Linked DNA regions of Homo sapiens: region 1 is linked to region 2. The links are chromatin contacts, found by Hi-C in ENCODE. All regions are on one chromosome and are shown on one strand. The core of a region is the stretch at or near the end of the contact, and the rest is flanking DNA. Distances in the headings are between cores, read along the strand shown.

Region 1 (2,781 bases), core at 174-2,673, 1.2 Mb after region 2:
AGAATATGAAGCCAAGCAATAGATCCAAACACATTCACTTAATTCTTTATGTTGGCCTAAAGGTAATTCAATGAAGACACAGGCTTTTTAAACAAATTATGTTGGAACGGTTGCACACCTATTTCCAAAAAAAAAAACCTAGACACAGACTGTACAATTTTCACAAAAATTAACTCAAAATGGGATATAAAAGCATAAGAATGACATAATGGACTTTGAGGACTCAGGGGAAAAGGATGAGAAGGAAGTGAGGGATAAAAAACTGCAAATTGGGTGAAGTGTATACTGCTTGGGTGATGGGTGCACCAAAATCTCACAAATAACCACTAAAAAACTGATGTAATCAAATACCACCTGTTCTCCAATAACCTATGGAAATAAAAAATTAAAATACCAATTAACTCAAAATGATGCATAAACATAAATGTAAAATACAAAGGTGCAAAACTTCTGAAAGAAAATGCAGAAAATCTACCTGACCTTCTGTTTGATAAAAGTTTCTAAATACAGCTCCAAAAGCATGATCCATTCACACTCAAAAAAAGATTCATAGGTCAGGCATTATTAAAATTAAAAATGTCTGCTCTGCAAATGGCATTTAACAGAATAAAAATGGAAGCCCAAGAAAATGAGTAACTATTTGCAAAACACATATGTGATAAAAACACTTGACTCTAATATATACGACACTCTTAAAATTCAACAATAAGAAAACTAATGCCTCAATTAAGAAATGGGGCTGGGCATGGTGGCTCATGCCTGTAATCCCAGCATTTGGGGAAGTCGAGGCGGATGGATTGCCTGAGGTCAGGAGTTTGAGACCAGTCTGGCCAACATGGTGAAACCCCGTCTCTACTAAAAATAAATAAATAAATAAATAAATAAATAATTAGCCAGGCATGGTGGCATGCTCCTGTAATCCCAGCTACTCAGGCGGCTGAGGCAGGGGAATTGCTTGAACCAGGGAGGTCGAGGTTGGAGTGAGCTGAGATCACACCACTGCACTCCAGCCTGGGCGACAGAGCAAGAGTCTGTTAAAAGAAAAAAGAAAAAAGAAAAGAAATGGGCAAATTTGAACGAATACCTCAGCAAGGGTAAAAGTATCACACGAAAAGACGAAGATGCTCAATATTATATGTCATTGTGGAAATATAAATTAAACTAGTGGCAAAACTCACTACACATCTATTGTTATTCTTAAACCCACCAAAATAGCAATGCCTGGCAGGAAAGCAGAGCCGGCAGAACTCTTGCTCATTGTTGGTGACTACAAAATGTCGCAGACACTGGAAGACAGTTAAGCAGTTTCTTATAAAACTAATCATAGTCTTCCATATGACCCAGTAGTCATGCCCCTAAGTATTGACACAACTGATCTGAAAAGTATGTTTAGACCAAACCCTGCAAGCAAGTATGTATGGCAGCTTTATTCATAATTTCCCAAGACAGAAATTAACCAATACGTCCTTCAGTACTTGAATGGATACACAGACTGTGGTTCACCATGGAATACTTCTCAACAATAAAAAGGAATGAGTCACAGAGCCTTACACAGACATGGGTGAATCTTCAGTGCTTCTTGCCAAGTGAAAGGTGCCAGTCTGAAAAGACTGCATAGTGTGCCATTCCATTTCTATGACATTCTGGAAAGGGCAAAACTATAGAGGTTGTAAAAAGATAAGACATGGTCAGAAAGAGGGCAGAGTTAGAGAATAAAAGAGTAGGTGAAGTGTGTGGGGATTTTCAGGGCAGTGAAACTTTATGGTACTGTAATGATAAGTACATGACACCATGTCGTTGTCAAAACCCACAGAAAATTACAGCTCAAAGAGTAAAACCTTGCTGCATGTAAGCTTAAAATAAATCAGTTAGGAGGTCAGGGGAGCCCAGCATAGAATACATCTGACGAAAAAGTCTTACTTAACTATATTAAAAATGCATAAAACAACCTCCCTGAAGGGGATGGAGGAAAGAGGTGCTGATCTGAGTAATTTTTGAAATGAGACTTGTCTGTAAGGGACTGTCCCTAAGTCCTGCAGTCTGGCTGATAAAGTTGATTCCCACTAGGGAAACCACTATGCATGTAAACTTATATTGAGCAGTTAAGTATATCGATGGTAGCTGCTGCCACCCTGGTGTTCATTTCAGGAGTGGGACGTTATAGATAGTGAAGAGGAGCCAGCTACAATGATCCTTATGAGTTGAGGTGGAGGCCTCAGTATGAACTTGCACACAGCTTCATGTTATTAATTCAGTTTTGGTAAACACATGTTTATATATTAAAATATTACATTTACAGACACACGTACATACATGGGATAGTGTACACACCTGCATTTCTGTGCTGTGTCAACTGAGAGGACCTAGAAGCAATGACCCACCAATAGCAGCCTCCATACCTAGCACCTAGATCTTGGTTTCTAATACCATCTTCCAGTGGAAGGAACCAGGACTTACTGAAGAAATGTCTGAGTCCAGGACTGGTCCAGGTAATTTACAAGATAAGCCCTAGCATCACTGTAGTGCCAGAAGGTCAGAAAGTTTAAAAACAAACAAAAGAACAACAAACCCACAATGCTATGAGTATGTTGGAAGAACCCAAGAGAGAACTGAAAGGGCTCCCAATGGCCAGAGACGGAAAAACTTAAATAAGTAAAGTAAATAAAGCACATACTATTGGGTCATAACCCAAAATATAAAATAAATATTTATGAATCCATACTGATATCAACAGCTGAATGAATTAACAAGTAAATATTAACAATTAACAAGAAGAATAGA
Region 2 (3,084 bases), core at 475-2,974:
GACAAGACACTCTGCTAGGGGAAGGGGATACGTAGAGGCAACAAGACAAAATGCCTACCTTACAGAGAGGGTATGGACTAATTGATATGCTGCATAATGACCATTCATCAATGAAGGACCGCATATTCTATGGTAGTCCCATAAGATTCTAATACCATATTTTTACTGTATCTTTTACGTGTTTAGTATGTTTAGATACACCAATACCATTGTGTTCCAATTGCCTACAGTATTCAGCACAGTCATATGCCATCCAGGTTTGCAGCCTAGGGGCACAGGCTACATCATACAGCCTAGGCGTATAGTAGGCTATGCCATCTACATGTGTGTAAGGACACTCTATGATGTTCACACAATGACAAAATCACCTAATAGCACATTTCCCAGAACATGTCCCCAACATTAAGCAATGAATGACTGTAGCTGAAAAGGGTAATTTAACAACGGAAAGCAGTGGGTGGCAGTCAAGAGTTCTAAGAAGTCCAAGGTGAAAGTGCTCTGTGAATAGATTGCTGGTCTCCTATTTTGCTTTTTGAGCCCATCTGTGCTGTGCTTTTGGAAAAATGTTGTCAGTCCTAACCTCCAACACTCTCAGTGCATTTGGAGCAATACACTTCTGGTGAACAGAGAAAATACCATATTCTGCAAGTGAGATTTTTTGTCTCCATTCTGTGGTTATTCTTTATCCAACAAAATGAAGTTTTAGAATTTAAGTTAATGAACATTTATTGTGGACCTAGCTTACAGAGTAAAGGGACAGATGAGTAAAAGAGTCTTTGCCCTCAAGAGTTATGAAACCTGAATCACAAGAGAAGTATAAAAAGGGACTACCAGAGAGTTCAGATGAAATGAGGTGCATAATGAATGTGCCTTCAGTGGGGCACAGATGGAGTTATGTGGGAGGGCATGGGGAAACTCTTAATGCAGGAGTTGGCCTTCAGATGATCCTTCAAGTGGGATGGTCATTAGAAGGAGAAGAGATCCCCAAGGATGAGCAATGCCAGTATCTGAGGCCAGATGGCCCGGAAAGGCTGGTGCTAGGGGGAGCAGCAGTCACTCTGTTTGTCAGAGCCCAGGAGCTCTTGTACAGAGGCAATGGCTGCACCAGCTGGTGGAACTACATTGCAGGAAACCTCCAAAGCCACACAGGGTTCATCTGCTTTTCAAAAGGCAAAAAAGGACTGGTGGGAAGTTTCTGAGCCAGAAGGAGACAATATCAGTTATATCTAAACCAAAATATTTTTAACTTGGTGCAAGGTTTCTAGATAAATCAGGGAACTGGATAATGAGTCAGAAAGAGTGCCAGGAGGATGTCAGCATCGCAGAGGTGCTCCCTGCTAACATCACATCCTGCACTCAATTTTTTTTTTCTTTAAATCACTGCTCGGGTTGTGTGGCATGTAATGAGAATGGTAAAATGCTTTGTTCTTATTACTGTAATTTCAATAACAAATATGGAAAGAAACAACGAAATGGCCTACACAATAAAAATAATTGTTAACCCATTTTACTAGCTCTGTGGCTAAATTATATTTTTATAAATTACAGTTCCAGTGGAGGCAAATGTGCTCGCAAGTTCCTTGTTAACAAGGTCACCAGTATAATTTGAATATTTTCCACAGCTGTTGCTCTCACACCTAAAGAGGGAAACAGCTCCAGCTATGTAGGGCAAGTGAACGAGAATGCTAATGAGTCTAACAGATTGGTTCAAAATAGAAGCATAAACCTTCAATTCATGAGGACACAACCGTTACGAAACCAAAGCCGAGGAGCTGGTCTGTGTTGAGGAATTCAACACTGCAACATCGTTCGAATATTTGACATAGTTCTTGACCCAGGCTTGGCAAAATTTGTCCACTATAAATAGAGGAAGGAGGGAAAAGTTTATGAGAGACCATATAATTCCATAAACATGAATTTCACTCTTAGAAGAATCCATAAAGAATACTTTGAAAACATGCTTTGTGAACGCTCTTTCACTGAATTACTGTGTAAAGCGTTTTGGCAGCAGTATCATGTTCTATACAGCAGAGCTAAAATTGCAAATTCACAATGATACAAGTGATATTAGGTAATTAAGACAATAAAGATTTATTTGATGATAAGAATCAATGGCTTGATTTACCAAATCAATTGGTTTACTATTTTGTTTGTTTAAGTGGAGATGAAGTAAACTTCCATCACAGTCCTTAATGATAAATCTTTATTGTTGCTGCTCTTTTCCATTCTATCTGCGTTGAGAAACTAGTTTTTGGAACTCGCTGTAAGAGCTGTAGAATGGGAACAGGCTGAACCACTGAGTAAGAGGGAAACAGGTTTTGCACAAGACGACGTGCAAGTGGAGGATCTGACGTGGTTTGAAAAGCCGTGGGGCTTTGACTAACACACTGAGGCATGGAGGAAATGCCACCAAATTCCTACCAAAGCACACTCTGAACATCGACATTATACTAAAGCGAATAATAAATAAGGGGCAAGAACTTGCAGGCACTGCCCATTTGCATTAAAGTCTGACAAATTCCTGCTCCCAAAGAATTCCTCAGGAAATGCATTGAGATGATGATTCTCAGATCAATTCCCTAGCATTCAGGGGAAAAGTTTTTTAAAATCACAAAATTAAAAAACAATGTCTTTCAATACTCCAGGCACTGATTTGAGATGTTACACTTTTTGAAGCCAGACTCGGTACTTTTTGGTATATTGGGCTCAGAGTCTCACTGGTACTAAGCTTATTTGATGCTTTGGTGTGTTGGGCACAGAGCTTTCCCTGGTATGTAGCTTATTTGTAAGTTTCTATAAATTGTTGCAAGTCAGCTGTAGGAAAAGCAGGCATCTTGAGAAGTCCTGGTAATTATTCCAGAGCACTAGGCTTACATTAAAAAATAAAAAAAAAACTTAGCCCAGAGTGTTGTGAAAAAGACCAATGGAGATTATCATTTAGCTACCTAAGAAGAGTGTAAAGAAAACAAATTATTATCCTAAAATACTAGTGATGATTTACCTAATTAATCTTTGACAGCTTGAAATGTGTCCTCAGCAAACGGTAATGTGGTAGTGTGTGCTCAAGGAACACTAGATTAATGA

What was found. A loop is a pair of places that touch in the nucleus more often than their neighbours do. Pooled maps may share reads with other maps.
Region 1: a loop to region 2 is called in a pooled map, with 8 times the contacts of the local background. The contact joins two enhancer-like sites. A Hi-C loop is called at or near these places in 2 of 168 maps with a recorded cell type or tissue (IMR-90 and PC-9) and 4 of 50 pooled maps.

The regions. Positions count from the first base shown.
Region 1 is chr10:4,774,533-4,777,313 of GRCh38, forward strand. No RefSeq gene overlaps it. Among named protein-coding and RNA genes, the nearest start is that of AKR1E2, 50 kb to the right of the region's middle. Within about 2 kb of position 1,424, at least 3 of the 41 ENCODE cell types and tissues checked have a DNase peak (open chromatin) inside an H3K27ac peak, as active enhancers do.
Region 2 is chr10:3,622,212-3,625,295 of GRCh38, forward strand. All of the region lies in intron 1 of LOC105376360 (a long non-coding RNA gene), which reads left to right. Among named protein-coding and RNA genes, the nearest start is that of LINC02669, 120 kb to the left of the region's middle. Within about 2 kb of position 1,725, at least 7 of the 41 ENCODE cell types and tissues checked have a DNase peak (open chromatin) inside an H3K27ac peak, as active enhancers do.